2 separate regions of the Mus musculus genome follow, and region 2 is linked to region 1. Evidence: chromatin loops called from intact Hi-C (ENCODE). Cell type or tissue: left cerebral cortex. All regions are shown on one strand. Each heading gives the region's core, and the rest is flanking DNA. Links, peaks and the distances in the headings are about the cores only. Region 1 holds the start of Ercc4 (excision repair cross-complementing rodent repair deficiency, complementation group 4). Region 2 overlaps Snx29 (sorting nexin 29).

Region 1 (16,228 bases), core at 1-8,000:
TACTATGTTTCTTGGTTATATCAAGAGGTCAATGTCTAATTGAGCTGTAACATTTAGGATTTTTTACATTTATTTTTACCTTAAAAATTATGCATATATGTTTGTGCATGTGTGATGGGGTGGGGGGTGTTGTGCAGGTGGAGTCCAGTGCTCTCAGAGGGCCAAAGAGGGAATCGGATGCCCTGGAGTTGGAATTATGGGCAGTTGTGAGCTACCTTACATGGGTGCTGGGAACTAAGCTTTAGAATTCTGCAAGAGCAGTGCACCTTCTTAATCTCCGATCCACCTCTCCAGGCCACCCATGCGGGATTTTGTCGGTAAGCGCTAAGGCCTTCATACAATAGCTAAATCATAGATTCTCAGTGTTAAGTGACATGTAGCCATACTTATTCATGTCATCAACATTTGCTGAACCTCTCGACTTGTCAGGTAGTGTGTCAACAGCTTAGCTACAATACTGAGTAACAAAAGCAGAACGTTTAGCAGAGGAGACAGACAAAAATAAAAATGTTCACATTGTAGATAAGAAAGATTTCAAATTCTTACCAGTTATTAAATCTGAAGGTATTCTACCTGTCAAGAAATCAACCACGAGTATTCGGCTTGTTGCAAATATAATACCACCCTGCGTGTAGACTTCATAGCGACTGTTACTTGCGATTTCATTTGTCACTCGTCGAGGGAGATGTTCAACTCCTTCTATCTTCAACTGATTGATAAAATATTCCTAAATCAAATTAAACTCATTAGTAAGCTGCTTAGTACAGGGCAGGGAAGTTTTAAAATAGGCTATAGGGATTTAAAATGATGTCTCCATTCTCAGAGCTTATGAACATCACAGCAAACATGCAAACTAAGTTATTCTTTTATACCCATCAGTCAATCAGGTCACTTTAATTAAGGTTTTGTTTTGTAAGGTTAAGTTGTGCTTTGGAGTTTATATTAAGAAATAATTGTGCTCCAGTCATTATTTCCATTTCAACACCAAGCCACAGAACCTTTTAAAACTTTGGGTTAAAAGTTTTCTACTCTTCCGAAGATCCTGAGTTCAAATCCCAGCAACCACATGGTGGCTCACAACCATCCATAATGAGATCTGACTCCCTCTTCTGGAATGTCTGAAGACAGCTACAATGTACTTACATATAATAAATAAATAAATTATTAAAAAAAATCTTTAAAAAAAGTTTTCTACTACCTAGAAACTACTTCCAGCCAAAGTCGGGTTTTGAGACAAGGGATTCCTCTCTGCAGACAACACTTTAGACTGTTAGATCAGTATTGATACTTCCTAGAGAGATGCCAGAATGTCCATAGGTCCAATGGCCCATTAGTCTCTCAGTCTAATGCCACTTTTCTGGGCATCTTACATTGCACAAAGTACCATGCCAAGCACTGTAGATTCCTGGGGAATCCAACAGGGCCTCAGCCTTTAAAGGAGTTGTTAGTGACTCTTCTCAGCTGACATTTTCTTCCTGGCCACTACACCTAGGGGATCATCAGATTCATCATGCTAGGCTATGTCCACATCTCTCAACATCCGCAGCAAGGCATGTCTCATTCCACTGTCCTCAGGATCACCTGTTCTCTGTAACCCAGATTGATCGCTCCCTTAGCTTTAACTTCTGCACCCCCACCCCCATTTCCCTAATCCCTCTTCTTTTGTTAAGTCTCAAGGTCTCCTTTTCTACTAGAAAGTAATAACTCTCAGAGACCCTATCATCCTCGTCATTGTCCTTTTAGGGACCACACTCTGTCCTCCAAACACCCTTATATCCAACTTCAAACTCAAACACTATTCCTACCCAGATTCTGATACCGTCTCTCCTTTGCAGTGCAATTCAATCCACTACTCTACCTCAATGTGTAGCCTACTCGCCCCTCTCCTTTTCAGTGTTAAGGAGTGTGTGGGACCCGTATTCTCAGTGTCCTCAAACTGTGTCTGGGCCCTGTATTCAATGCTCTCCCATGTCAATAGAGGAACCCAAGACTTTCTTGGGATGCATTCTATACTTGGCAGTCATCCCGCAGTGTCAGAGTCCAGGATCTCCTTCCAGGACCCTCACTCAATGCCCTCCCTTGTCGTGGCAGCCACTTCAATTTCCCTGGGGTTCCCTTCCCTCCTTCGCAGCGACTTGGAACTGTGTAGGTGCCCCGCATCTCCCCCCTGGGATCTTAATTCATTCCCTTTCGTGCCCTGTTTAAGATCTGCATGGGCTCGGAGTCCCTGCAACCGTACAGCTCCGCGTTCCTACCGCGCCGATCTCGCATCGGATGTCCCCCAAACCCTTGGGTCTACCCATCCCGCAGTCGCACCTCCTCGGCCGGCTGCGTGTTGAGCACCAGCACCAGGCAGGCCGGGTGGCAGTGAAGCCGCAGGAAATGGTAGAGGAGCCGGTCGGTGCCGAGTCCGCGGGCACACACCACCAGCCCGTCGCTGTCGAGCAGTTCCAGCACCTGCTGCCTCTCGTACTCCAACAGCGGCGCCATACTCCGCCGTTCGCCCGACAGGCCTGGCTCCATGGGCGCCCTTCCGGGACCGCGGCCGCACGCTGACGGAAAGAGCCGAGTCCAGCCGAACGCTGGCCGAACGCAGGGAGAGACGCCAGGGCCGAAGGAGCGCAGAACAGATGTAACTGCAATGGCCGACTGAGAGAGGCCGGATGTAGCCGAAGGGAGCCGAGTTCAAGAGAGCCAACCGATTGTAGCCGAAAAGGAATCGAGGCGGGGACAAGTGTGGCCGGAATGTGCCCGAGCCCAGGGCAGGTCTACCCGAACTCAGCCGAGAGGCGCAGAAAGCGTTAGCGCGCGTGCGCGCGCGTGTGTTTAGGTTCCCCATCCTTTGGCTCTCTAGACCTAGGCATAAACTAACAAAATGCAAACAGAGAAGTCTAATCCGCGTAATCCTCCAATACCGACAGTTCAGAATGTTGCTGTCAGTATTCCAAGTGCATCCAGAATCGACATCGTTTTCCTAGTGTGAGGGTTTTGTCTCTACTTTTGCAAGTATTCCTCCCCCTCCCCGCCTTGAAAATTTTTAATAAGCACAATACCTTATGAGTTTCAGTCTCTTGTTTGCAAAGGTCTTGAACTCAGTAAGTTATTTTACAAAGCCTCCATCAGGTGCCAGTTGCAGCCGCGTTCCTTCCACTAGAGGGACATCTTGGGTCGTGTTTGTAACTACCTAAAAAAACCTCCAGGTAAGCAATCTAGGAGGCATTCTCTCTCAGAATTCTCCATTCCCCTTTATTTTCAGCCCATACGAAATACAAATGAAGGCAAAATAGGATTGTTCCATTACTCAGGAATAACCATGGTTAACAACATACTTTTGCGTGCCCCCTACCCTCTGCCGCTGCTCAGTTTGTGCGGCTGCTTGCCTGCTTAATTATATGAAATAATAAACAACCAAGATTCGAAACCAGATTTTTGGTTTCTCCAGGTGGGACAGGCTATCTCACTTGTTGAAGTAAATTCAAGGCCAGCCTGAGCTAGAGATGGAGACCTCCAGCACAAATATAAAGGGTGTTAGGATGTAACTTAGTGGTAGATCCTGAGTTCCGTCACAAATTTTCCCTAAATCTCTGTCCTTTATGTGGCTGGGTTTTCTGTAATGTGGAGGCATATACTTGTCTAGTTACTGGAGAACGTTTAGTTGGCTCCCACTCCTCCCACCAGCACGCAACATAGCATTTCACTAGCTTAGTTCATACAGAAGTTCACTCAAACCCTCAAGGTACGTTTCTCGAATGGACGATTAGTGGGAGAAAAAGGACACATTTATTTGAGTTTGCTCGACCTTCATTACATTGCCTTCCCGTTTACCAATCTCCCTTCACATCAGCCGCTGCAAGTGGATTTGTTTTCTCTCTCTCCTCTGCTTCTTCCAGCGTTTTCCTTCTGTCTAGTCACAGTTAAAAGAGCATCTAATAATTTCTGCATCTTCCTGAAGTGGACAGAGATGCCTGCAGACGCTTTCCGCGCAGCATGTCTGGGAGCCAGGAGATAATGCCTGCAGTTCAACAAGCCGGTTATATAATCAGGCAAGGCCACAGAGCTGGATGGTATGTTTCTTAGCGTTGGTTCAGGGTACAGTAAGTAGTTACTCAGCACACATTCAGAGGTGGGTGTGTGGGTGTGTGGGTGATTCCTCCCAGGTTGTGGCAGGCAGAATAATGCAACCCAAAGATTGAATTCCCAGAACCTATTATTTTTCATGGCAAAGGAGACTTCACAGATGTCATTGAGCTAAACTCTTGAGATGGAGAAATGATATTGACTTATCCAGGTATGCCCAATATAATCATAAAGATGTGCTTAGGGGCAAAGGAGAGGCAGGGGACTTAGCTTCAAAGGGGACTGTGAAGGAGAAACTAAGGTCAGAATGAGGTAGAAAGTGCCAGGAACAGAGCGTTGAGGAGCTGAGGAACTCCTGCGTTCTCCCTTGGGAAGCCAAGACGTATCCCAGCCACCCCCAACAACCCACTGTTGGGGGACGTTGCATTTTTGTTATTTTAAACCTCTGTGTTTATGGTGCTTTGTTGCAGCAATAATGGGAAAGGGATGTACACGCTTTTCTTATTTTGACCACACTGAACTTTGAAGATGAAGTTCTCCGCTTATCCAAACAAACAAACAAGCAAGCAAATGAATAAAACTGCAGATAGGACCGTTCGAGGGAGAGGTTATTTTAGAAGGTCAAGGTTTATTGAAAATTCAGGCGTATACAGAGTGACAGGGGTGTAGCTCAGCGGAGGAAGCGCTTACTGTGAAAGCCTGGGTACCTGTGTGTGGTCCCTAGAATCCAGGCGAGAGATTGCACTGGAGACTGCAGCTTTGTTCCTGGGAGACAGTGACACTCCCTGGGGCTTGCTGACCGGGCCAGTGAGAGAGCATATCTCGAACACAAGGTAGCTGTCATGATGGCTTAGCTGGTAGAGATGTTTGGCATCTAAGCCTGCTGACCTGAGTTTGATCTCAGGAATTAACATGCTGGAAGGAGAGAATCAACTCCCGAAAGCTGTTCTCTGACTTCCACAGTGTGCTATGGCTCACACCTTTTGTAAATAAATGCATGTAATTGGAAAAAAACAACCAATGTGGACAGTGCCTGAGAACTGACACTCAAAGTGGACCTCTGGTCTCCACATGTATGGGTACACAGTACATATACATGAACATATGGGTAAATGCACGCATGTGCACACAGTAGCCATAGAGACGTGTAAATTCACATGGAGTATTCCCTCTTCCAATGAATGTTAATTGAGCATACAATGTGTCAGGTTCTGTAGTAGTGCTAGGTCTTATCAGGGAGCAAAGCAGGCAAATCCTTGCCCTGTGTTCTTCTAAAGAGCTAGTGTATGAAGAAGTCTGTTGATCCTCTAATTATGTGAACTCTGGTTATTTCTTGAACATTCCTAATTGTCCAATCACGAGAGTACTTGAAAAATTTTCATGCACCCCTAGTAAGCAGACTATCAGAGAGCTATTAAAGTCTGAATATGAATGTGGAAAGGGACCGATATCTAATATATACTGAAGAAAGTGTGGGAAGCCGCCCCCACATTCGCCGTCACAAGATGGCGCTGACATCCTGTGTTCTAAGTTGGTAAACAAATAATCTGCGCATGAGCCAAGGGTATTTACGACTACTTGTACTCTGTTTTTCCCGTGAACGTCAGCTCGGCCATGGGCTGCAGCCAATCAGGGAGTGATGCGTCCGAGGCAATTGTTGTTCTCTTTAAAGAGGAAAGGGGTTTCGTTTTCTCTCTCTCTTGCTTCTTACACTCTGGCCCCATAAGATGTAAGCAATAAAGCTTTGCCGTAGAAGATTCTGGGTGTTGTGTTCTTCCTGGCCGGTCGTGAGAACGCGTCGAATAACAATTGGTGCCGAAAACCCGAGACGAGAAAAAACTCCGGACTGGCGCAGGGAAGATCCCTCATTCCGGAACCAGAACTGCGGATCACGTTTATAAAGGTTCCCGTAACACAGACTGTTGAGAAGGATTCAACTGCCGAATTCAGAACTCATCAGCTGGGGAACGACGGTGATAAAGGTTCCCGTAAAGCAGACTGTTAAGAAGGATTCAACTGTATGAATTCAGAACTTTTCAGCTGGGGAACGAGAGTACCAGTGAGTATGTTTGGCCTTGAATTTTTTCTGGTGTTAGGAGCCCTTTTGTTCTTTTTCACATGTTATCAAGTGATTAAGATAGGGCTGAAAATTCTAGAGGAAATTCAGGACAAGCTATCAGAAGTAAAGCGGGAAGAAAGAGTAGGAACAAAGAGGAAGTATGGTACACAAAATAAGTATACAGGCCTTTCCAAGGGTCTTGAACCCGAGGAAAAGTTAAGGTTAGGTAGGAATACCTGGAGAGAGATTAGAAGAAAAAGAGGAAAAAGGGAAAAGAAGAAAGATCGATTAGCGGAGGTCTCTAGGAGATACTCGTCACTAGATGAGCTCAGGAAGCCAGCTCTTAGTAGCTCTGAAGCAAGTGAAGAATCCTCCTCTGAGGAAACAGACTGGGAGGAAGAAGCAGCCCATTACCAGCCAGCTAATTGGTCAAGAAAAAAGCCAAAAGCGGCTGGCGAAAGTCAGCGTACTGTTCAACCTCCCGGCAGTCGGTTTCAAGGTCCGCCCTATGCGGAGCCCCCGCCCTGCGTAGTGCGTCAGCAATGCGCAGAGAGGCAATGCGCAGAGAGATGCGCAGAGAGGCAGTGCGCAGAGAGATGCGCAGAGAGGCAGTGCGCAGAGAGATGCGCAGAGAGGCAGTGCGCAGAGAGGCAGTGCGCAGAGAGGCAGTGCGCAGACTCATTCATTCCCCGAGAGGAACAAAAGAAAATACAACAGGCATTTCCAGTCTTTGAAGGAGCCGAGGGTGGGCGTGTCCACGCTCCGGTAGAATACGTACAGATTAAGGAAATTGCCGAGTCGGTTCGTAAATACGGAACCAATGCTAATTTTACCTTGGCGCAGTTAGACAGGCTCGCTGGCATGGCACTAACGCCTGCTGATTGGCAGACGGTTGTAAAAGCCGCTCTCCCTAGTATGGGCAAATATATGGAATGGAAAGCGCTTTGGCACGAAGCTGCACAGGCGCAGGCCCGAGCAAACGCAGCTGCTTTGACTCCAGAGCAGAGAGATTGGACTTTTGACTTGTTAACGGGTCAGGGAGCTTATTCTGCTGATCAGACAAACTACCATTGGGGAGCTTATGCCCAGATTTCTTCCACGGCTATTAGGGCCTGGAAGGCGCTCTCTCGAGCAGGTGAAACCACTGGTCAGTTAACAAAGATAATCCAGGGACCTCAGGAATCTTTCTCAGATTTTGTGGCCAGAATGACAGAGGCAGCAGAGCGTATTTTTGGAGAGTCAGAGCAAGCTGCGCCTCTCATAGAACAGCTAATCTACGAGCAAGCCACAAAGGAGTGCCGAGCGGCCATAGCCCCAAGAAAGAACAAAGGCTTACAAGACTGGCTCAGGGTCTGTCGAGAGCTTGGGGGACCTCTCAGCAATGCAGGTTTAGCGGCTGCCATCCTTCAATCTCAGAACCGCTCCATGGGCAGAAATGATCAGAGGACATGTTTTAATTGCGGAAAGCCTGGGCATTTTAAGAAAGATTGCAGAGCTCCAGATAAACAGGGAGGGACTCTCACTCTTTGCTCTAAGTGTGGCAAGGGTTATCATAGAGCTGACCAGTGTCGCTCTGTGAGGGATATAAAGGGCAGAATTCTTCCCCCACCTGATAGTCAATCAACTGATGTGCCAAAAAACGGGTCATCGGGCCCTCGGTCCCAGGGCCCTCAAAGATATGGGAACCGGTTTGTCAGGACCCAGGAAGCAGTCAGAGAGACGACCCAGGAAGACCCACAAGGGTGGACCTGCGTGCCGCCTCCGACTTCCTATTAATGCCTCAAATGAGTATTCAGCCGGTGCCGGTGGAGCCTATACCATCCTTGCCCCCGGGAACCATGGGCCTTATTCTCGGCCGAGGTTCACTCACCTTGCAGGGCTTAGTAGTCCACCCTGGAGTTATGGATTGTCAACATTCCCCTGAAATACAGGTCCTGTGCTCAAGCCCTAAAGGCGTTTTTTCTATTAGTAAAGGAGATAGGATAGCTCAGCTGCTGCTCCTCCCTGATAATACCAGGGAGAAATCTGCAGGACCTGAGATAAAGAAAATGGGCTCCTCAGGAAATGATTCTGCCTATTTGGTTGTATCTTTAAATGATAGACCTAAGCTCCGCCTTAAGATTAATGGAAAAGAGTTTGAAGGCATCCTTGATACCGGAGCAGATAAAAGTATAATTTCTACACATTGGTGGCCCAAAGCATGGCCCACCACAGAGTCATCTCATTCATTACAGGGCCTAGGATATCAATCATGTCCCACTATAAGCTCCGTTGCCTTGACGTGGGAATCCTCTGAAGGGCAGCAAGGGAAATTCATACCTTATGTGCTCCCACTCCCGGTTAACCTCTGGGGAAGGGATATTATGCAGCATTTGGGCCTTATTTTGTCCAATGAAAACGCCCCATCAGGAGGGTATTCAGCTAAAGCAAAAAATATCATGGCAAAGATGGGTTATAAAGAAGGAAAAGGGTTAGGACATCAAGAACAGGGAAGGATAGAGCCTATCTTACCTAATGGAAACCAAGACAGACAGGGTCTGGGTTTTTCCTTAGCGGCCATTGGGGCAGCACGACCCATACCATGGAAAACAGGGGACCCAGTGTGGGTTCCTCAATGGCACCTATCCTCTGAAAAACTAGAAGCTGTGATTCAACTGGTAGAGGAACAATTAAAACTAGGCCATATTGAACCCTCTACCTCACCTTGGAATACTCCAATTTTTGTAATTAAGAAAAAGTCAGGAAAGTGGAGACTGCTCCATGACCTCAGAGCCATTAATGAGCATATGAACTTATTTGGCCCAGTACAGAGGGGTCTCCCTGTACTTTCCGCCTTACCACGTGGCTGGAATTTAATCATTATAGATATTAAAGATTGTTTCTTTTCTATACCTTTGTGTCCAAGGGATAGGCCCAGATTTGCCTTTACCATCCCCTCTATTAATCACATGGAACCTGATAAGAGGTATCAATGGAAGGTCTTACCACAGGGAATGTCCAATAGTCCTACTATGTGTCAACTTTATGTACAAGAAGCTCTTTTGCCAGTGAGGGAACAATTCCCCTCTTTAATTTTGCTCCTTTACATGGATGACATCCTCCTGTGCCATAAAGACCTTACCATGCTACAAAAGGCATATCCTTTTCTACTTAAAACTTTAAGTCAGTGGGGTTTACAGATAGCCACAGAAAAGGTCCAAATTTCTGATACAGGACAATTCTTGGGCTCTGTGGTGTCCCCAGATAAGATTGTGCCCCAAAAGGTAGAGATAAGAAGAGATCACCTCCATACCTTAAATGATTTTCAAAAGCTGTTGGGAGATATTAATTGGCTCAGACCTTTTTTAAAGATTCCTTCCGCTGAGTTAAGGCCTTTGTTTAGTATTTTAGAAGGAGATCCTCATATCTCCTCCCCTAGGACTCTTACTCTAGCTGCTAACCAGGCCTTACAAAAGGTGGAAAAAGCCTTACAGAATGCACAATTACAACGTATTGAGGATTCGCAGCCTTTCAGTTTGTGTGTCTTTAAGACAGCACAATTACCAACTGCAGTTTTGTGGCAGAATGGGCCATTGTTGTGGATCCATCCAAACGTATCCCCAGCTAAAATAATAGATTGGTATCCTGATGCAATTGCACAGCTTGCCCTTAAAGGCCTAAAAGCAGCAATCACCCACTTTGGGCAAAGTCCATATCTTTTAATTGTACCTTATACCGCTGCACAGGTTCAAACCTTGGCAGCCACATCTAATGATTGGGCAGTTTTAGTTACCTCCTTTTCAGGAAAAATAGATAACCATTATCCAAAACATCCAATCTTACAGTTTGCCCAAAATCAATCTGTTGTGTTTCCACAAATAACAGTAAGAAACCCACTTAAAAATGGGATTGTGGTATATACTGATGGATCAAAAACTGGCATAGGTGCCTATGTGGCTAATGGTAAAGTGGTATCCAAACAGTATAATGAAAATTCACCTCAAGTGGTAGAATGTTTAGTGGTCTTAGAAGTTTTAAAAACCTTTTTAGAACCCCTTAATATTGTGTCAGATTCCTGTTATGTGGTAAATGCAGTAAATCTTTTAGAAGCGGCTGGAGTGATTAAGCCTTCCAGTAGAGTTGCCAATATTTTTCAGCAGATACAATTAGTTTTGTTATCTAGAAGATCTCCTGTTTATATTACTCATGTTAGAGCCCACTCAGGCCTACCTGGCCCCATGGCTCTGGGAAATGATTTGGCAGATAAGGCCACTAAAGTGGTGGCTGCTGCCCTATCATCCCCGGTAGAGGCTGCAAGAAATTTTCATAACAATTTTCATGTGACGGCTGAAACATTACGCAGTCGTTTCTCCTTGACAAGAAAAGAAGCCCGTGACATTGTTACTCAATGTCAAAGCTGCTGTGAGTTCTTGCCAGTTCCTCATGTGGGAATTAACCCACGCGGTATTCGACCTCTACAGGTCTGGCAAATGGATGTTACACATGTTTCTTCCTTTGGAAAACTTCAATATCTCCATGTGTCCATTGACACATGTTCTGGCATCATGTTTGCTTCTCCGTTAACTGGAGAAAAAGCCTCACATGTGATTCAACATTGTCTTGAGGCATGGAGTGCTTGGGGGAAACCCAGACTCCTTAAGACTGATAATGGACCAGCTTATACGTCTCAAAAATTTCAACAGTTCTGCCGTCAGATGGACGTAACCCACCTGACTGGACTTCCATACAACCCTCAAGGACAGGGTATTGTTGAGCGTGCGCATCGCACCCTCAAAGCCTATCTTATAAAACAGAAGAGGGGAACTTTTGAGGAGACTGTACCCCGAGCACCAAGAGTGTCGGTGTCTTTGGCACTCTTTACACTCAATTTTTTAAATATTGATGCTCATGGCCATACTGCGGCTGAACGTCATTGTTCAGAGCCAGATAGGCCCAATGAGATGGTTAAATGGAAAAATGTTCTTGATAATAAATGGTATGGCCCGGATCCTATCTTGATAAGATCCAGGGGAGCTATCTGTGTTTTCCCACAGAATGAAGACAACCCATTTTGGGTACCAGAAAGACTCACCCGAAAAATCCAGACTGACCAAGGGAATACTAATGTCCCTCGTCTTGGTGATGTCCAGGGCGTCAATAATAAAGAGAGAGCAGCGTTGGGGGATAATGTCGACATTTCCACTCCCAATGACGGTGATGTATAATGCTCAAGTATTCTCCTGCTTTTTTACCACTAACTGGGAACTGGGTTTGGCCTTAATTCAGACAGCCTTGGCTCTGTCTGGACAGGTCCAGATGACTGACACCATTAACACTTTGTCAGCCTCAGTGACTACAGTCATAGATGAACAGGCCTCAGCTAATGTCAAGATACAGAGAGGTCTCATGCTGGTTAATCAACTCATAGATCTTGTCCAGAAACAACTAGATGTATTATGACAAATAACTCAGCAGGGATGTGAACAAAAGTTTCCGGGATTGTGTGTTATTTCCATTCAGTATGTTAAATTTACTAGGGCAGCTAATTTGTCAAAAAGTCTTTTTCAGTATATGTTACAGAATTGGATGGCTGAATTTGAACAGATCCTTCGGGAATTGAGACTTCAGGTCAACTCCACGCGCTTGGACCTGTCGCTGACCAAAGGATTACCCAATTGGATCTCCTCAGCATTTTCTTTCTTTAAAAAATTGGGTGGGATTAATATTATTTGGAGATACACTTTGCTGTGGATTAGTGTTGCTTCTTTGATTGGTCTGTAAGCTTAAGGCCCAAACTAGGAGAGACAAGGTGGTTATTGCCCAGGCGCTTGCAGGACTAGAACATGGAGCTTCCCCTGATATATCTATGCTTAGGCAATAGGTCGCTGGCCACTCAGCTCTTATATCTCACGAGGCTAGACTCATTGCACGAGATAGAGTGAGTGTGCTTCAGCAGCCCGAGAGAGTTGCAAGGCTAAGCACTGCAGTAGAAGGGCTCTGCGGCACATATGAGCCTATTCTAGGGAGACATGTCATCTTTCATGAAGGTTCAGTGTCCTAGTTCCCTTCCCCCAGGCAAAACGACACGGGAGCAGGTCAGGGTTGCTCTGGGTAAAAGCCTGTGAGCCTAAGAGCTAATCCTGTACATGGTTCCTTTACCTACACACTGGGGATTTGACCTCTATCTCCACTCTCGTTAATATGGGTGGCCTATTTGCTCTTATTAATAGAAAAGGGGGAACTGTGGGAAGCCGCCCCCACATTCGCCGTCACAAGATGGCGCTGACATCCTGTGTTCTAAGTTGGTAAACAAATAATCTGCGCATGAGCCAAGGGTATTTACGACTACTTGTACTCTGTTTTTCCCGTGAACGTCAGCTCGGCCATGGGCTGCAGCCAATCAGGGAGTGATGCGTCCGAGGCAATTGTTGTTCTCTTTAAAGAGGAAAGGGGTTTCGTTTTCTCTCTCTCTTGCTTCTTACACTCTGGCCCCATAAGATGTAAGCAATAAAGCTTTGCCGTAGAAGATTCTGGGTGTTGTGTTCTTCCTGGCCGGTCGTGAGAACGCGTCGAATAACAAGAAAGAATACATTGTAAAGTGAAAATGGATAGCATGGTCCCAGTTGCCTAAAAATATCAATAGTATTTTCACAGGACTGCATGGAAAGTGCTGGAAAGAAATGAAATCTTTGGAAATAAAGGCAGGCGGTCAGCATCACGTCTGAACTTGACATTTTTCTGTTTATTCCCGTCTGACTTTCCTTCCTTGTACTTACACAGCCTTTATAATAAAAATGAAAGAAGAACTCCCTGGCTACTGTGTAAACACTTCATCAGGACCAAAAAAAAAAAAAAAAAAAAAAAAAGGTTACCCTAGGAAGTGTAGAATGAGTATGCACACGGTGTAGAATGAGCACACGGTGGACGCCAGCTGGTATTTCAGGTCGGCCCCTGACCGCTTTGCACACTTTGACCTGTTGGATCTACAGGTCACTCCCATAAAAGTTTTCAACTTAAGTGATGGTTTTCCTGTCATGTAACTGTCACAATTCACCAAGCCTTTATTTCTTAGCTGCTTCCCCCTCCTCCTTCTCTTCTTTCCCCCTCCCTTTCCCATCCCTCACTCTTTCTTTCTCTCCCCCCTTTCCCTTTCCCCTCCCTTTTCCCCGTTCCTCTCCAGCCCCTCTACTTCTCCTTTCCCCTTCCTCTTCTTCAGCCTTGCCTTGCCTTTCTTCCTTGTGATGAACAAATTCACCTCCTTTCTATTTTGCTTGTGAGGACATAGGCAGGTCCTCAGTGGCCTTTGACATAAGGCTGGCAATGAGATTAAACATCATTTTTTTCTCTTGCACACCTCAGTCTCATTGCAATTGCCAGAGTCAGGCCACTGACATCTCTCTCAGCATGTAGTCCTTCACACTATATGCAGTCATCCTTTGGTATCCATGAAGGATTGGCTCCAGCCCCTCTCCCCGGACACTGCCTTAATATGCACGTGCTCAAATATGTTGTAGAAAGTGGCACAGTGGGAACAGATCATGTGCTTGCCAAGCACGTGCAAAGCCCTGGGTTTTATTCCTGCCATGGTGCAGAAATGTTAACTGGAAATGGTGTAGTCTTCACATAGAGCCCACCGAGTCTTGCTGCACAGTTTTGAGCTAGCTATCACTGGAGACTTGTGACGTCTAGTACAATGCACATGCTATGTAAACATTTGCTGTGACTTATTGTTTGGGGGAATATTTTGACAAGAGAAAGTTTATTCATGTCCAGCATAGTTGCAACTATTTCCAATATATCCTGCCTCTGATTGGTTGGATGCCTGGATGCGCAGCTTTCGGATACAGAGAGGTGTTACAGCAACAGCTCATTAAATCTAGACCCTAGGCTCAATGCTGAGGATTCAGGGATAATCATTCCTGGAGTTCTCAAAGAGAAGATGCTGACCAAATGTTTCAGTTTTGTTTCTGTTGCTATGATAAAACATCCTATCAAAAAGCAACTTCGGGAAGAAGAGTTTGCTATAGCTCCCAATTTCCGGCTGCAGCCCACCACTATGGGGAAGCTAAGTCAGGAAGTCAGTTCCATCGCAGAGCAGGAGCCGAGAGTAGTAATGCACGCGTGCTTATTTGTTTGCTTGCTTGTTATACTTAGCTTCATTTCTTGACTCACAGAACTCTGCCTAGGGAATGTATCACCCACAGTGAGTTTGGTTTTTTCCACATTAATGGACTTAATTAAAATCAATCTCCCATAGAAATCCACAGGCCAGCCCTGTATAGCTAATCCTGCTTTGAGACTCTCTTCCCAGGGAGGAATATCTAGAATTGATTGCATACCACAATCTCATTTGGTAGAAATCTCTTTAATTGTTACTAAGCTGAAGTCATAATTTCTTAAATGGTACATAATTTGATGCAAAATCAAAGGTTTTCATTGGTATAAAATTCTCTATTGATACTAAAAATTTTGAAGTGCAGGGCTTAGACCCAGTCCTTCTATTGCTGTTATTATAAACAGATCTGAGATGTTTAAGTCTGTGAGTTAAGGGCCAATAGGAAATTCATGGCTCTGAGTTTATTGTTAGGGTGTTTTCGGTTATTTTAATTAAAAATAGCTGAGAGTAGGTAACAGAGAACAGTCCAGATTACTTCACATAGATAGTTGGTTTTCAAAAATTTCAGAAGTCCACAGAATGTGACATTTAATGTTATTTATTCACTTGTTGAGACTAGTCTGCTAATGACAGCTTTCCCTGTTTTGGATTCAAAGAAGAAACTGAGCATCTTTGAGTTACTCCAGTTGTGGCAAAACAGCCACTAGGCAAGAATCGCATCATTTCATCTACAGACATAAGACTGTCCAAAGAAAGGACACAATTACAGGTTAGGACAGCTTGATTCTGCTGAGACATAGTAGGCTAGTCCTTAATATTCCTGTTTCTCTAAGTCTGTCAGATGACCCTGGCCAGTAGGCTGAAGACCGATGCTCCAACGTGTTGAAGTAAGGGACTGTCCAAGTGATCATCGGTTTCTATAAGTTGGCTAAGTTTTGGAAGCTGTGTTAGGCTTCCTGTATATTTTCAGCTAATATCAGTCATTCTTGGAATTCTGATGGGGTTGAAAAACTACATAGTTTCCTAGCCAACCCAGGCTTTTTACTTTGAGAGAAACAGATTTGAGAGGATGGTTTTCAGATGGCATCCAATCTAAAGCCAAGACATAGCCAGGTGCAGAACTATAGTCTTTTAAGTAAGGATAGTGGACAGAGGTTTTACTTAATTAAGAAAGATGATGGACTGGGTGTTAGGTCTCTTGTACTTTATAAATTGCAAAATAGTAATAATTGTGTTCAATTATACCTGAGATAAAAGTCTTTTAATTGGATGGAAGGGGAAGTGTTGCGGATAGCCTTGGGACTAATTGTATTTGATGTTAATTCTGTTCTCCTGTAGGGGCTTCGAACAAGGAATGAGTCAGCACTCAGGTGATTTCCTGTAAACCTTCTTCCAACCTTAATTTATAAATAAAGGCTAGAGCTGGTGATTGGGTGGAGAAAGAGGAGAAGGTGGAGCTGAAGGTTTTGGGAGGATAGAGAGGGGGAGGGGGGAGAAAGGGGGAGAGGGGGAGAGGGAGAGGGAGAGGGAGAGGGAGAGGGAGGGAGAGAGGAAGAGGGGGAGGGGGAGAAGAAGGAAAGCAGAGCAGAAGCACCTCCTGGCCTGGAGGAACCACAAGTTCTAAGGGGTCTCTTATAAGGGGAAGATGGTAGTGTAGTGGTAGATCTGCCCAATCGAGGCACACAGCATGTATTCATATTAATTGAGTTGTGTTTTCATTGCCTGGGCTTATTTCGGTTGGAGATTTACCACAACACTCAGGTTGTTTTCATCCTTTCCTTGCTTAAGCATCCCTCTATCATTAAGTCAGAGGTTTTAGATCAACACATCATGACTAGAGTTGGATTTTTATGTCCACTGATATTTGGAAGACTTTTAATAAAGATTTATTTTACATGTATATGTTGCCTGCATCATGTGTGCTCAGTGCCCGAGGGTGTGGGTGCTGGTGACTGAGCCTGATTCCTCTGCAAGAGCAGCAAATAAATCCTCTTAGC
Region 2 (16,228 bases), core at 3,875-11,874, 1.7 Mb after region 1:
CATAAATAAATTTTATGCCCCAATCCAGCTAATTTTTATTATATATTTAGGGAGGAATTGTAGCCTCCCCAGCCGTGAGCAGACTGATTCAGACCTTGCTGGAACTGTGAATGAGACCACCTAGGGTGGAGTCTTCGGACCATGATGGCTCTATTGTTCTGTCACCTGCACTGCTCTTCTCCAAGAAGCTGCTACCCACCGAGAGGCTGAACCTGTCTTCCTGAGATACTTCTGAGATAGCTGGCAACCTGTGGAATTGGCACCTAATGCTAACAGCTCTGACAGACTAGTGTTAACAACTTAGCAACAAAGCATCAAGAAGCCTGGCATGGCAGGGGATGCCCCCCCCCCTTTAAGCACAGACTCTTAGGAAACACTGGGGCCTTGATCAGCAATCTGCCTTGGTCTCTTCTCTCACCTTTCCTCCCTTACAGCTCCGGCCTCCCACTGAGGAACCCAGTTCGTGCGGCCGCAGGCGGATACAAAACCCAAAGGTCCAGTGGTCTAAATGTAAATGTGCCACAAGTACTGCCCCTTATTTCACTTAGGTTGGCCTGCCACTCGCAACCAAACAAGCTACACATCATAGGCAACAACCTGGAAGTCACACGGAGATGGCACTGATGTCAAGGTGGTCTGTGATGAAGGAGAAATAGAGGTGAGAAGAGTAACCTTATACTTGTTTGGTGCCACAAGTGGCAGATGGCAGATGAGGGCTGGGGAAGCAGATGCTAAATGCAATCTGCCTTGGGTTTCGGTACCCAACCAATGACCCATCAAGCAGACCCCCAGCTCTGAAGTGCAATGACTCCCCAGAAGCAGAAAAAACCTGCAGATATGATGTTCACACGTATCCTCCATCTTCTCCTACCTTCACCTGGACAACTGGCCGAGTTCAGCCAGAGAACACATGGCTCTGACTCGACCACATCTGCCAGTCTGCCATGCCCCAGGGCTGCAGTGTCAGCATCTGTTGTTTTGAGCTTCATGCATGGTGGGATGGTGGAGTTAACCCACGGTAGGGAAGACTAACTGCATGTGAAATCCTCACGGATAATTAGGATGCCACGTTGCACAGCTTCCACCCACCCTCAGGCTGTGGTATCAGATACACTGGCAAGTCTCAAACAGATTCACACATAATCTGCAATTAATTAGAAGCACCCAGCTATTGGGAGGGCCCAGATGAATTCCACTCTGTGGAACTTCTGCAGAAACCCACAAAACTCTTCAGTAGCACACAAGCTCCACCTTCAATATGGATGGGTTCGAGCCCCAGAAACAGCACACGCCATGCAGCCATCAGGCCACAGCTTGCCTTTGCCAAGCCCTGGGTTCTGGAACAGGAAGACTGTGGTACCTTCTGTGTGCATCCAAAGTTAAGGAGGTGGTTTGGTGGGAAATTAAAATGAGGAGCCTACTGTGTGCCTTAAAAGTTAAAGAAATGAGTTGATGAGGAAAAGAGAATGAGAAGCCTACTGTGTGCCTCCAAAGTTATGGAGGTGACCTGATGGGACAGGAGAAAAGGAGCTCTGTAGGATCCAGGATGTCAAGCTAAGGTCACTACTCCTCCAGTTCCCAATCCTAGGCAGCATGAAGGGAGGAGAGGCAGCTCCGTGGATTCACAGTGGAGACAAGCAGGGCTCCCTGTTGTGGTTTGGAGGTAAAAGGTCCCTCACAGGCTGATGTGTCTGAACACTTGGAACCCAAGTGGTGGCTCTGCTTGGGGAGGTGAAACCTTTATGACTACGGTCTTCCTAGCAGAGATGAATCACTGTGGGCGGGCCTTGAAGCTGGTAACTTTGTGGCTTCCACCCCAGCTCTCTGCTTCCTGATCACCAGAATGTGAACAAGACATGCACAAGTTCCCACTGCCTTGGACAAAGCCTCCCAGCCACCACACCTCTTCTTCCATGGTAAACTTAGCCCATGAGTCAAAGTAAGCTGTCCCTTAAACTGTTGCTGTCAGGTACTGTGTCACATCGATAGGAAAGCTGGAGAACACAGTCACAGAAGCAGGGTTCTAACGGCTTGGAGCATAGCTGTGAGCAACAGTGGAACCCACTTGGAGCTCTCTCCATCCAGCTTGTCCTGCTGCCTGGAGCTATGTGTACCCAGCACTTCCACCAACACTCTGATGACTGCCAACTGTGTGGAACACGCAGGACTCCCCTCATGCAGCAGGAAAGAGTTCCATGCCCACCTGCACCCCTCTGTCTGTGCTGGGCACATAACTGCACTCTTGAGCTAAGAGCTGAAGGTTATTCAGAGGCAGCCATGTTGGTGCAAGAACGTAATTAGAAATTGAACAACTCATGGCATTTAGTGTTCATTAACTTAATACCTACTGCTTTCTTACTGTCGTAAGGTGACAGTCCTTCCACGCCTTAACAAATGACCATCCACCCAATGGCTTCTAAGAAGCAGTTTCCCAGACCCCACATGAACCCCCAAGATACTCGTCCTGTTTCCTTGCGTCTGAGGAAGGCCTCTCACTCACCAGGGTTTCCTGTCTAAAGCCACCTGACAGCATCCCAAGCAGCGGGTTGCCAGTGCTGCACATCCCAGGGGAAGCTGTCCCACGACACTGTAACGCTGGGGCTCTGTTCTCCTTTGCAGCCTGCTACCCTACAGAATAGAAGGCTAATACCTGTTCTCCAGTTTACCTTCAGCTAGAAGGACGAGGGGACTGAGTTCTGGTCAGTGAGGCACAAAGAGAAGCCTGTGAAGTAGACAGAAAGAGGAGTCCATTTCCCAATAGAGAAAAAGTGCCAATACTTCCCGCTGGCTCTTGCTTTCTGCTGAAAATGAGTGTGGTGTCTGTAACAGCAGGAGTTGCCTCCATCAGATTAGCCAAAGCAAGAGCTCAAGGAGGAATCTAGAGAAAGAAACTGAATGGAAGCCTGGGGGAGCATGGCTTCCTGGCTTGCTTCCCTTGGCCACTTCCAATGAGGAGGGCGTGGAGTCCAGCAGCCTGGCCCCAAGGATAAAGAAGAGTGCTCACAATCTCAATCCCTCTCTGTCTCCTCTTTCATCAGGGCTTTTAGGGGAGGTGTCACTAAACGTCTGAGGGTGAAGATGGCTAAGTGATGCAGCATCGAGGAAGGGAGGGCAAAGAGTCAGAGTAGCTGAATGGCAGGGACTAGGTCCCAAACACAAATCCCACCTTAACTTTGCCAGTGCTACTCAGTGTCTTTGCCAAGACAGCTGAAGCAACAATATTGGCCAGGGATAAGCAAAACAAAGGTACGCCAGCCAAGCACCTCAGTCCCCAGTGAAGACAACAACAACAGGCACTTCTGAACCTCCGTCCTCCTTCCAGCTGCTTTGATGGAGGTGTCTGCTCTGTCCCCAGAGGGGCTGAACACTAGTGAAGACGGATGGCAGGGGGATGAGCAATTAGTCTTCGTCGACACCTACTCGGGGCTGACAGGACACCCACTGCTGAGCTCTCTGTGCAATAAGGCTGGCTCCCAAGTTCTCCATTCAATCACCGACTAAACTCCAACACCAGGAGAAATTTGCAAACTTCTTTCTCTGGGGTAATTACTCCACTTCAAGTAATATGGCTCATCACTGACAGGCCATACCGCTGAGCTCAGGGGCTTCTGGGAATTTTCCTCAGAGCCATGGGCACCACCATCTCCATCCCCTTATTAACTCAGCACATCTTCCTCTGTGAGTCACCCCTGCTTCTAGGAGACAAAAGTCTACTTTATCCTGGATGTTCATCTGTCAGTGAGGACCTGAGGATGAGCTGCTGTTGGCCCTTCCCCAAAGCAAAGGCAACAGTGTCGGTGCAGGAAGAAACCCTGGAATCCTGAGGTCCGCTTCATGGCCAGTCTAGCTACCTGACAAGCCAATGAGAGGCCGTGTCTCAGAAAATTAGGTAGACATGGTAACGTGGGTGAGAGAATGCCCAGGAGGCCCCAACCCTAACCCAAGAACTACAGGCAATGGCAGGAATGCTGAGAGTGGGAGAATCTTCCTCGGGGAGGAGCACACCACTTGTTTATCCATCCGAATGGCCAGCCCTGAACACTCACATGCAAGTAACAGTACAGACTAAATAGCTGGACTTATTTATTCAGGGGTGTGTGTGTGTGTGTGTGTGTGTGTGTGTGTGTGTGTGTAGACACATGTAACAACAATTATGAATGAAGGAAGAGGCCATGAACTGAAAGTTTAGCCAAGAATAGGAGGGAGGAATGGGAAGGAAAAAGTGGCATAATTAAATTATAATAACACAAAAAAAATTAAACAAGGATGATTGAGGAACAAGAGCTGAGAGTGTCCTCTAGCCTAACACACATGTGCACACACATAAACATACATACAGGAAAGCACACACACGCTTTAGTACCATGCAAGCAGAGTTAGGTTAAGAGTTATGCAGGCTGACACAGACCAGCAGACACAGGGAGGCGAGGTGGGGCGGGGAAGGGCAGGGCAGGGCAGGGCAGGGCAGGGCAGGGCAGGGCAGGGCAGGTCTCCACCATGCTCTGCAATCTCTATGCCTCACTGCTACGTGTCCCTTGCATCTGTCCTGAAAGAGACGGGTACTCAGAGTAAGAGGCACACTGTATTCAAGATCTCAAGCAGATGTGTGTGAGAAAATCTAACAAAATGTTTCCCAAACTCAGAGGGCTCATCACATCAAGTATTCCACAATGGAGAATGTTTCAGTCCAGTATGTGAGACTGGGGACCTGCCATCAGTTCACCTTCAGAGGTTGTGGATACAGCCACAGTGCAAGGCCACTCGGATGATAAGGAGAAAGGAAAATACTTTAAACTACCTGGGCCAAAGTCTAGCCAGAGTGACCCCAAGCTTGGTTTTCCTAGAGAACAATTTCCTATGCTAAGGACCAGTGTCACAGGATACTCTCTTCAAACAAAGTCCATTGCTGGCTGGGACCCAGTAGCAGCCATGACTCCGGGGAAATGGTTCTGATTCTTTTTCCTGCTGGATCTGAAACTCGATACTTAGATTTATATTGCCACAGCCAGGAAACCAGAAAGGTATAGATCGGTGTTTTAAGTACAGTTCATCTTTTTTCTCCATAACTATGGAAGGCCACGGCAGGGTGTCGGGTGAGACTGGGCTCCGTGCTCTGGCTATGCTGCTGCTACTCCAGGGAAAATCCCCTGCCTGCTGCTGTCTGACAGCATTTCCTCAATGCTTCCCAACAGTGACAAGGGGTAGACACCCTCAGTGTCCACGGTACTGCCGCTGGGAATGGCCTCTCTCAAGCTGCTTCTCTACCCCACTCTTCTTGGCAAGTATCCCCATCTCTCCAAAGGCTTCTTTAGCCCTACCACACCCATGCACAAAGCTTTCCATCCCTCCAACTCAGGCCACCCTACGGACTCCACCACACAGGTCTGTCCCCTCCTCCCTCCCACTCCTGGCATCGAGGGTGAGGAATGTCTGTGTTAGTGTCAGTATCAGCTGCAGCACCCGATCAAAGGTGTTCACGCTTTCAGGCACTGGGCTGGGGTGACAGTGCACAACCTCAGGGCTTCTGCTAGGATTTCCTGCTCAGGATGCACTCCTGAGAGAGGTGTGATGACTGAAAGCGACAAGAAGGCGGTTAGTGCCCACGGGTGACAAAACAGCCATGTCACTCCCATATGACTCCTTCTATCCTGTGTCACTCCCATATAACCCCCTTCCCTCCTGTGTCACTCCTTCTGACCCCTTCCTTGTCCAGTTGCCATTCGGCCACATCTCACTTCCAGTCTTTGACCTCTCTGTGGTCAGGATCCACACTGCAAGAGCTGAGGGTGCTGCTGAGCACTGAGTGACTCTTAGTCCTCACAGCAGCTATAGGAACCTCATCCTGTGCATTTCAGTGATGGGAAAATTGAGGCACAGAGTTTATAAGCCTCACCCTTCCTCCCATACCTAGAACAGTGCCCACTATGTGACAGACATTTAGTAAACTTTTGGGGAGTGGATGAACAAATTATGAAGAACTGAGGTGTGCCTATATCATATCTGGAAGCTTCCAATTTCTGACAGTCGCTGTCATCCAGGAAACAAGATTCAGAAGGAAAAGCGAGTCTCCAGTGTTAGCAATCTCTGTTGCGGTATCCAGGCACAGTCTGTGTGACTAAGTCACACAGGACTTGGACTGTGACCTGTTTAATGGTCACTGTTCATCCTAAAAAGATCTCATCATTGAACCCTCAGCCAAGCCCTGGGCTAGATGCTGAGCCCTCCCATTGGCTTCCAAGTGCCATAGTGCTTCTTAGTTTCATTTCTCAAACGTCCAGTGTTTGGAATAGTGTTGCTAGGCAATGAGCCAGCCTGCCTCACCTCGACTGAGACTCCCGTCACATGATATCAAGAGAAAAACAGACTGAGGCTTAGTGAGGCAGTGAGCATCGAAGTGAGCAGCGAGGGGCATTGCTCTTGCCCTCTCCTCCATGGCCTGACATCAGAAGTGACAAAGAAATGAGCAACTCGAGTTGCTTGTCTCCCCGCTTTCTCTGAACCCCAGGAAAGAAAAGGAAGGCAGTGGTCAGGACTCAAAAGCCATGTAAGTATCAGTGGCTAAGCAATGATAGCAAGGGAGAAACAGTTTCTAGCTAGCAGTATGTGCCCTTCTAAAGTAGACCAGACTCCCCTCCTCCCCTCCAAAGCCATCACTGTGGGGACAGCCTTACAGGAAGCTATGTGCACATCACCTCTGCCACCCCACCTGACTGTTGAAATAAGGCACCAGCACTCGACACCCACAACTGAGACGCAAAACCCCAAGGTCTTTGCACGGGGAGGGGAGGACAGACAGCAAGGACAGAGGCACAACCTGGTGCTAAAGGACTGTCCACCAACAACAGGGGAAAAGGCTCATTACAGTTCTCAACTCCCAAATACAGAAACTAATTCAAGAGTGGAGAGAGGCAGCAGTTACAAAGGTGGGGGGCACAGCAATGAGTGTCCACCGGGTGGATTCCCACTACATTTGCAGCCTCAAGAAAGACAGATGGCGTCAGGAAGCCTCGTGCTCAGACCACCCGCTCTGGGCTGGTCTGCAGGTGCTCAGCCTTTCACACTTCACAGCGAGGGTGACAGAGCTGAAGAGACAGCAAACACCCACAGGAGTCATGAGCAGTCCCTAGAGTCTCATCATTTCCAATAGGTCCGTTCTTTTCTTAAGCTTTCCAGCAGCTATTCAGCACCCCTGTCCACCACAAGGATACTTACTGGGCACAAAGAGCCTGTTGTCCCTGGTATAACCACAGTCAGGCTTTGCCGAAGGCATTCTCATGCCAGGCAGGGAGATCCAGGGTCTCCTGGCACGGCCACATATCCCCTTGGGGTTGAAATCACCCCAACTGAGAAGATTAAGCGTCTAGAGAGGATTAAGGGTACACATCCAGGAAAGGGGGCTTCAGAGGCTTGTAATTGTAGGGATGCCATCATAAAACAAAAACCATGTCCACCCATTTGGAGGCCTAGACACTGTGTTTGGAATCAGTAAATGAATCCTTTAAGGGTGCTAACAGTCTCACCTACAAGTTACTGAACACTTAACACGTGTAACTCTGAGATACATTTTTCCAATCTGTCTTTTCAAATTGTAAGGTACAACTCTTCTGAGTATGTTTCTTGTATATATGCGTTTAACCTTCACAAACCCACCAGAGGAGCAAGCACCATTGCTAGCCCAACACCAACACAAACCTTGGTTTGAAGCTAGTGAGCTTCACCAGAGTGGCCCCTGGTGGTGAGGGTGCTGCAGTGCCACTTCCAGCCATCAACAGGGAAAGAGTGGCCCCTGGTGGTGAGGGTGCTGCAGTGCCACTTCCAGCCATCAACAGGGAAAGAGTGGCCCCTGGTGGTGAGGGTGCTGCAGTGCCACTTACAGCCATCAACAGGGAAAGAGTGGCCCCTGGTGGTGAGGGTGCTGCAGTGCCACTTCCAGCCATCAACAGGGAAAGAGTGGCCCCTGGTGGTGAGGGTGCTGCAGTGCCACTTACAGCCATCAACAGGGAAAGAGTGGCCCCTGGTGGTGAGGGTGCTGCAGTGCCACTTACAGCCATCAACAGGGAAAGAGTGGCCCCTGGTGGTGAGGGTGCTGCAGTGCCACTTACAGCCATCAACAGGGAAAGAGTGGCCCCTGGTGGTGAGGGTGCTGCAGTGCCACTTCCAGCCATCAACAGGGAAAGAGTGGCCCCTGGTGGTGAGGGTGCTGCAGTGCCACTTACAGCCATCAACAGGGAAAGAGTGGCCCCTGGTGGTGAGGGTGCTGCAGTGCCACTTACAGCCATCAACAGGGAAAGAGTGGCCCCTGGTGGTGAGGGTGCTGCAGTGCCACTTCCAGCCATCAATAGGGAAAGAGGTGCTTTCTTAAACACAGCTCACATCACATATTCCAACAAAAACATTAATTCAAATGTACAGACACTCGGCTGTTAAACAGGAGGTGAATGAAGTAAAGCTGACATAAACATAAAGAAATGTCTACTAAGTAGTGGGAAAGCATCCAGTCTGGGTGGCTTTTCCCACAGGCAGACAGCCAGTCACAACCCTAAGTGCCTGCTAGTGAGGTACCAACATTCAGAGTGCTTTCCACATACTGAGCATCCCCTGTTAGACCTTACTTTCTGTGTGTGTGCACACATATGAGTTCAGTGTGCAGTGTGTGTATATGTGTGTGTGTTCATGCATACAGTGACTACTCTAAACTCACTGGCATTCACAGGATTCACAGGGCATACTGAGTGGCCGTCATTATCTGTCTGTGCTGAGGTCAGCACTGCTGGCCACTCAACAAGAAGATATGACTGTGGCACTTGCCTTTTACAAAGAAAGGTGACATTTCAAAACCCTGCAAACTCAGCCCAGACCATCAGAGTTCTGCTGCCTTCCAGGCTGGTGACCACATTCACTTATGTGAACCAAGGTGTGAAGAGCTGGAGACTTGGCTGGGACTGCAGCTCAGTTGTTGGGTGTTTCCTTGCATGCGCCAGTCTCAGCACTGGGAACATTATTTATATAAGCTGTAGGCCAAGGCCAAGGCTGCTTATCCACACTGCCCTATCAAGGTCTCTTATATCAACGACTGCTACCCACTGAGCACACAAGACTGTAGCAGGGGATGAAGACATCTTTCTTTGACATCACAGCAACTACCAAGAGCAAACAAGTCACCACAGGCACACAGACTCAACAGGTGGCTCCATCCCGCTGACAATGAGAACACGAGGATCAGGAAAGTTGCAGGGAATCCCGGCTGGAACAACCAAGAAGTGGAGCTGTTAAGGGTCAGCCAGGCCAGAGACAATGCTCACAAGCACACAGGAAAAGAAGCATTTGCCAAGGCTTCCCAGTGTCAATCCTCTGTTACATCAGACTAATCCTGTAGGGCTACACAGACAGCCCTTCCTATCCCTCTCACAGATAAAGCAGGGGTGGGTGGAGGCACCCACATTTCTGAAAGAGGCATGGTCCTTATCTTGCAGGAGCAGAGTGGACAAGAAAAGCCTTCCCACATGAAATCACCCCTGAAAACAAAGGCTAACCCACCCACCCATTCACAAACAACTGTTCTGCACAGCCCATATAACTACCAGACACCCAGAGTCAAATGGCCCACCAATGTGGGCCTTTCCTTCAGAAGGTTGGCTGGGAATTCCTGATAGGTCTCAAGCCAAAGATGACCAGAAACAACTAGGATTAATTTCTAAAAAAAAGAGATGAATGAAAATAAAACGGGCTGAGTCCCTGCTGCAGGCACAGCTCAGAGGTATCACAAGAATGTCCTCATGGGAAAGGAACTGACCAAGCTGGTGGCTTTGTCAGGGATGGAAATGGCTTGGGAGGCTCAGAGGCAAGATCCATGGCAGCCCCCAGAGAACCAATTCACCTGCTCCATACCCCACACTGGAGAGAGGCTGAGAAGGGCTCTGGGAACCATGCCTGGCCACTAGGAGAAGGTGACAGACAAGTCGTCCTCACATAGACCTAAGTATCTGTTCAGCCCTGCACAGCAACAGAACTCACACTAGCAGTTCCTGCTCTGCAGCCAGAGGACTGTGGGAAACCTCAGCTCATAGGGAACATGGCTCTGGAGAGTGTTCACGTAAACAGAAAGGTCCAGGCTTGGAGATCTAGGAGATCCGTGTGGAAGTTTCTATGTCACCTCAGATAACTAATGCATTTCCAAGCAGAAATGGCATCCTGGGGTGATGTTAAAGGGGCCTGGAACTTCTCTGGATAAAGTTACTCTCCATCTGACATCACCACTATGGGCTCAAGGTTTGTTGTACTTTGGTGTTTGAAGGAAATGTTAATTTTTACCCAAAGGCTGATGAGGAAAAAAGGCATAATTTTTACACTATCCAAGTGTTGATCTCTGAATGTGATATGGAAACAGAAAGCCTGCCCTCTGCCCCTCTCCTTCCTGCCATTAGGGGTAGGAACGAAATGGCCAGAGCTCAGAAAGCAAAGACAACAGCTAGTCAGGAAAAGGAAGAGCCCTGGCCTCTGATGACCATGGAGTCTCATGCTAGCCCACTCTGCCAACCCCAGTCAGGGCACCGGCCCCAATCCCAACTGACCTAGTCATTGAACATCTATCTTGTTAAACAATTGCTGGTGTGGGTGTGGGTGTGGGTGCGGGCCATCACACACACACTCTTCATTGCCGTGTCCCTAATACTTCCCTCTGAAGCTGGAAATGATTTGCACCACCTGTCATTAGAATATGTCATCAGCAAAACTGATTTGTCCAGAGTCACAAGGAAAGTCAGAAGACAGCCTTACTCTGGCTGCACACAGAAGGTAGCTTAGAAACCGCAAGGCACAGAAGGTTCCTTGCATCCTTTAGCAGATTCACCCCCATGCACCACAATCCGGCCATAGTCTGGAAGCTTACAGCGATACCACGATCAGGTGCACAGAAAGCAAACACTCACTAACTTCATGCTCACTTCAAAGCCCACACCTGCACAGGATAAGCACAGGTGCCCTGCTGGCACACATGCCAGCCTCTGAGAGTACTTACGGACTGTCATGGACTCAGGCACTGAGGCAGAAGGTAGCAAGCTGCTCAGAGGACTTCCTTGGCCTGGAGAACTGGCTTCCCTACTGGGAGGAAGTAGACAGAAGGAAGTTACACTCATCCCAAAATGCAACTTCAGTGTTCACAACACTCTCAGGCAAAACGTTTCCCCAGGAATCTACTGGAAAAACAATGAAGCTGCTCAGCAGATGTCTGAAATTTACTGGTAACTCCAAAACCAATCCAAACACCCTCTGGAAGCCGCTCACTCACGAGGGAAGAGTTAGTCACTCAGTGGGCATGTGTGCAGCTGGGTCAGACAGGAAACCACTGCCTTCCTCTTCCAACTCGTGTACACACGCGTGAACACACGTCCTTTCAGTAGTCTACTTTGTCACATTCTTATGGTTTGTATTGTCACTTTCCCTAGTTAGAATAGTCTCCAGGTCCATGTTCCCAGTACAAGGGCCCCACATATTATGTAAGCTTCATTCAGACAAGCATGAAATATCACTGTCCAATGTCAACAAGTCAACAGTGTTTGTTTCTGATGGTCTCTCATGGATCCTGGGCTGGAATTTTCTATGTGACTGTCTTAGTCAGGGTTTCTATTCCTGGACAAAATATCATGACCAAGAAGCAAGTTGGGGAGGAAAGGGTTTATTCAGCTTACACCTCCAAACCACTGTTCATAGCCAAGGAAGTCAGGGCTGGAACTCAAGCAGGTCAGGAAGCAGGAGCTGATGCAGAGGCCATGGAGGGATGTTCTTTACTGGCTTGCTTCCCCTGGCTTGCTCAGCCTGCTCTCTTATAGAGCCAAGACTACCAGCCCAGAGATGGTCCCACCCACAAGGGGCCTTTCCCCCTTGATCACTAATTGAGAAAATGCCTTACAGTTGGATCTCATGGAGGCATTTTCTCAACTGAAGCTCCTTTCTCTGTGATAATCCAGCTGTGTCAAGTCGACACAAAACTAGCCAGTACAGTGACCAAAGATGATTTTGAACTTCTGATCCTTCTGTCTTCGCTTCCCAAGTTTTATATGGTGCTGGGGATCAAACCCAGAGCTCTATGCATGCTATGCAAGCATTCTCCTACAGCTGAGCTACATCTCTTGTAGATTCTAAACAAGATGCCTTTAAATGAGGACACACAGAGAGGCAGGTTATGCATTATCAGTGAATATAGAAATGCCATAACAACAGGTTCCAGCATCCCCCTGTAAGCAGGCTGGTGCTCAGAGAGGCTCAGAGAGCATAATGCGGGCAGGTAACTGGACTGCATGCATATCTACAATCAATTTCTAATGTGAATAATAGCACTGGCTTGTCCATACGCAGCAGGAGACCCCAAGGCCAGGGCTTGCATTCCTTGATCACTGTTGCATTTGGAAAAGGCTCAAAAACACAAGAAGAAAGGAATCAGAATTCCGGAAGGGTGCAGGGACACCATCCTTTATGAGGCAGGGCTCAGTGGTATCAGCCCCTTCATGGTGTATCATTTTCAGAATCCTATCTGTTCTGGGTGACAAAACACCAAGCAAGGTGTGGGGCAGCAAGGACCCCCTTACCTTGAAGCTAAGTCAAGTACACAGATGGCTAACTTCAAGACACCAAATTAAAATTGTGAAGAGAGAGGAGGAAATAAGAGCAACAGAGATGAGGTGATATTTGGGAGACCAGGGCAATGTTCCCTGCGAGCAACAGGTACACTGGCAACTTAGTTTTCTGGATTTTTTTTTTCTATTTCTTCGATCTGAGCACAAACGTGAGATTGGGCCTCAGTCTTCAACTCCAACAGGTACCACCTGTCTCCAAATGAAAATACAAGGCAGAGAGGTAAACAGCATGGCCCAATCCACTGATGGGCTTGGTGTCCTGATACTGACCTGTACCGAAGGCCAGGCTCTGGGATTATATGGTTTTCTGTTCCTGTTCCATTCTCCAGACTTCCCACAGGGGCATCTGCAGAAGTCACACAGAGAATGAGGCTTTACTTTCAACTCCATTTCTCCTTACCATGTGCTCAGCTGGCCTATTAGCTACCTTTAAACTCTTCCCACCCACATACAGGCTTCATGTACTACCCATTTCTTTTGAACAGGCATCATTAAGACTCGTTTCTAGTTGCTGCATGTGCCTTTTTTATTTAAAATAAAACAAAACAAAACCTTGAAGCAAGGGAAGTTATTTCCAAAGTCCATAATCTAGGGCCCACAGCAGAATCGGGGTTTTTGATAAATGAATTGCGCCTGCTTGTAGTGGACACTAGAGGGCAGCAGCACCTCACGATTGGCGAAGTCTGACACTGTACTAAGCCAAAAGTCACTAAGCATTTGGGAAAGGAAGTGAGGCCATGAATCTCTAGAATAGGCAAAGAACGTTCCTGATTGCTGCAGGTGCATTAGCTGATGCTCAGGCCTTCTTCCAGGAAAAGAGTGCAGACCCGTAGACCTGGGGCTAAATGTCCAGGAAGACTGTATCGCTCAGGGGAACCCTTGCTCATTCATGAAACTCTTGAGTCAGGCAAAGGAGCCAGAGACAGAGCAACCCTCTGGGCCTCTGCTTCTGCCTCTGCTAGGCTTAAGGGATGTGAGCCTGGAGAAGACAAATCCCTTCTCACCGTTGGCTGCACATCCCAGCCAACTCCCGCTGGCTCCAGTAACCCAATGGCACCATGAGCCTGGTTTCCATCTGTGAGGCATCAGCTGGGAAATCAGGTGACTAGCTCTCCTGTCCTTACTACCTAGTAGTGAGGCTAACGGGTGCAGATGCTGCTGGCTACCGTGCAAGGCCCTGCTCCTCTCCTGCAGTCCAGCCAGGCAGCCTCTCTGTGCCTTGCTTCCCGTTTTGCTGTGCTTTGCTCTGCTCTATTCGGCTGGCCTCTAACTCAAGCTTCTCCTGCCTCCTCCTTCTGACTGCGGGAATCACAAGCACGTGCCTATCAGACTTGTCTGGCCTATGTAAAACATTTTCACAATTATATGACATAATTAAATTTGATATTGTTGTGGTTTTGAGACAAGATTTCACTCTGTAGCTTGGGCTGGACTCAAATTTGTAACAGTCCTTGCCTCCACCTCCTGAGGCCGGGGATTACATATGTGAACCACCAATGACTCTTTGGCCCCTGTGCCTCTAGGTAACCCTACAAAGTCTAATGTATACTTTTACCTCTCAAAATGACAACTCTCAAACTCCCTCATTCAGCTGAAACCCCAGCCCTGCATCTTGCCTCGTCAGGAAGTTCTACTGAGACCTCCCTGGGCCCAGCAGCCACCTGCATTTTCAGAACCCCTGGGCTTTATTTCTGGACTCTCAGCTCAGGGGCACCTGCCCTCCACCCACCACAGAGCCAGGCGAATCAGTTAAGCTTACACTTCCTGGCAAAGGCCCATGTTTAATCCCTAGTTCATGGTGCCACAGCAGGACTCTAAGAGGCAGAGCCTGGTTCACTGGAGGACGTGGCCTTGAAGAATCAGATAGTGGGACCCAGGTCCCTTCCTAGCTCTCTGCATTTCCTGGCCACCATGAGGTAAGCAGTATCCTCCATCTTGCATTTCCAAACATGATGCTCTGCCTCACCACAAGCCCAAGACAATGTAGCAACTAAACATGGAATGAAATCTCTGAGTTTATGAGGCAAAATAACCCCTTTCTCCCTATAAGTTGATTGTCCCAGTATTGTTTGTTACAGTAACAGAAACTGACAAACACAATATCCAAAATCTCCATGTCACTAAATTGCCCCTCACTCTGCTCCTGTGCTCATTTCTGGTTAGAAGCATCTAAGGATCCTTCAGGAGGCTCCCTCAGTTCAGTAATCCTCAGTGCTGAAAAACTCAGCCACATCTGAGTCCAACACCATGCATGACTGGAATAAAGGTCATTCCAGACTTGGCCCCTCTCTGTGACTGGCAGACATACACACACACGGCCGGCACTGTGGTGGGGCAGATGCACCGGCACACAGAACATGAACAGCCACTGGCATCTTTTATTATATGTATGGTGATGGGATAGAACACAGGAGCTGGGAAATGCTCTACCACTGGGTTCTGCCCCAAGTCTGTATTATCTTCACTTCACAGATGAAGACACAGACCCCAAGGGCTTAACTGACTTCCCAGGATCATGGAGTTGGTAAGGGAAGCATCTACTCAGCACTGAGCTGAGCCCCCTCACTTCAGCAGGCAGGCTCACTAAAGTACATGTTTACCCCTCTGACCTCCTGGCTCTCCTGCCTCCGTCTGCCCCGTGTCCTGTGTGGGTACCACTCTCCCAACACTATGCATCCTTGCCCTGCAGCATCTCTCCACCATCTGCAACATCCGCTCATCCACTCGATAGGAGTTTACTTATGGTGCCAACTATGGACTCAGAACTGACCAGTGTCAAACTCGGTTACACTGGAAGACAGGCATGGTCTTGTACTTGTGAACCTTACAGATTAGAAAGGACAGGCACTGTCTAGTTATACACAATATCTCCATCAGTTCAATGAAGGCAGCTTTTCAGGGTTATACCGTGCGGGACACGAAGCCTGACTTGTACAAGAAGGTAGCAGTTAAAAAAATAAAAAGGCATTTTTTAAAAAAGTGTTATTAGTCAAGAAAGCTATGTGTTCTAGTTCCATAACTCAGATGACAGAGGCAGGAGGAGTGCGACAAGTTAAGGTCAGCCTGGTCTACATTATGAGTTCCAGGCCAGCCAGGGATATATAGCAAGGCCATGTCTCAAAAAAAAAAAAAAAAAAAAGGTGACATCTAAGCTACAACCTGAGGGATGACCTCAGGTACAGAAGGTGGGGAAGCGAGCTAGAGAAGCAGAAGCAGGTGGATACGGGGCAGGGACGTTGTGAGTGAGAAGGAGTAAGGCTGCCACTGCTTGGAGGTTGCTTAATGTAACAACAGCAAAGGGAGAGGTGCAGAAGGAGAGCCAGAGCATGAGAAAGATGTAATTTGACTGTTCTCCATATCTGCTCTGGCTGATAAAAGAAGAACAGACAAAAACACAGACAAAAGGAGCCAGTGCAGGCTTGTTGAGAAGCCATTTTGCAACAGCACCGGCAAGAAGTAATAGATAGGATATGGAAGCATTCGGAAGACACATTCTATACATTTCTCCTTCACACGGGTAATTAAAAAAACAGACCCCCAAGCCATGGCTGGTAGCATAAACCATAATCCCAGTCACTTGAGAGGCTGGGGAGGGA

Evidence for each region. Peaks named below come from ENCODE experiments on the same cell type or tissue, not always from the same donor. Only the 100,000 strongest peaks of a DNase experiment are listed, where the experiment ranks them.
Region 2: it touches region 1 in a loop (4-fold over the local background); 7 of 42 quality-filtered maps call a loop at or near these places.

What each region holds. Positions count from the first base shown.
Region 1 is chr16:13,096,230-13,112,457 of GRCm38, reverse strand. It overlaps Ercc4 (excision repair cross-complementing rodent repair deficiency, complementation group 4), which reads right to left and starts at 2,722. Exons shown (of 11, transcript NM_015769.2): 1 at 2,317-2,722; 2 at 547-727. The coding sequence starts at 2,523. In left cerebral cortex, for the core only: a CTCF peak has its summit at 3,138; DNase peaks (open chromatin) are centred at 2,616, 3,101, 3,671 and 4,081; H3K4me3 peaks cover 1,866 bases; H3K27ac peaks cover 1,698 bases.
Region 2 is chr16:11,415,573-11,431,800 of GRCm38, reverse strand. Snx29 (sorting nexin 29) reads right to left here. Exons shown (of 21, transcript NM_028964.4): 10 at 12,903-12,978; 11 at 11,018-11,097. Among named protein-coding and RNA genes, the nearest start is that of Snx29, 100 kb to the right of the region's middle. In left cerebral cortex, for the core only: CTCF peaks have their summits at 7,730 (motif pointing left), 8,022 (motif pointing left) and 8,345 (motif pointing left); a DNase peak (open chromatin) is centred at 7,705.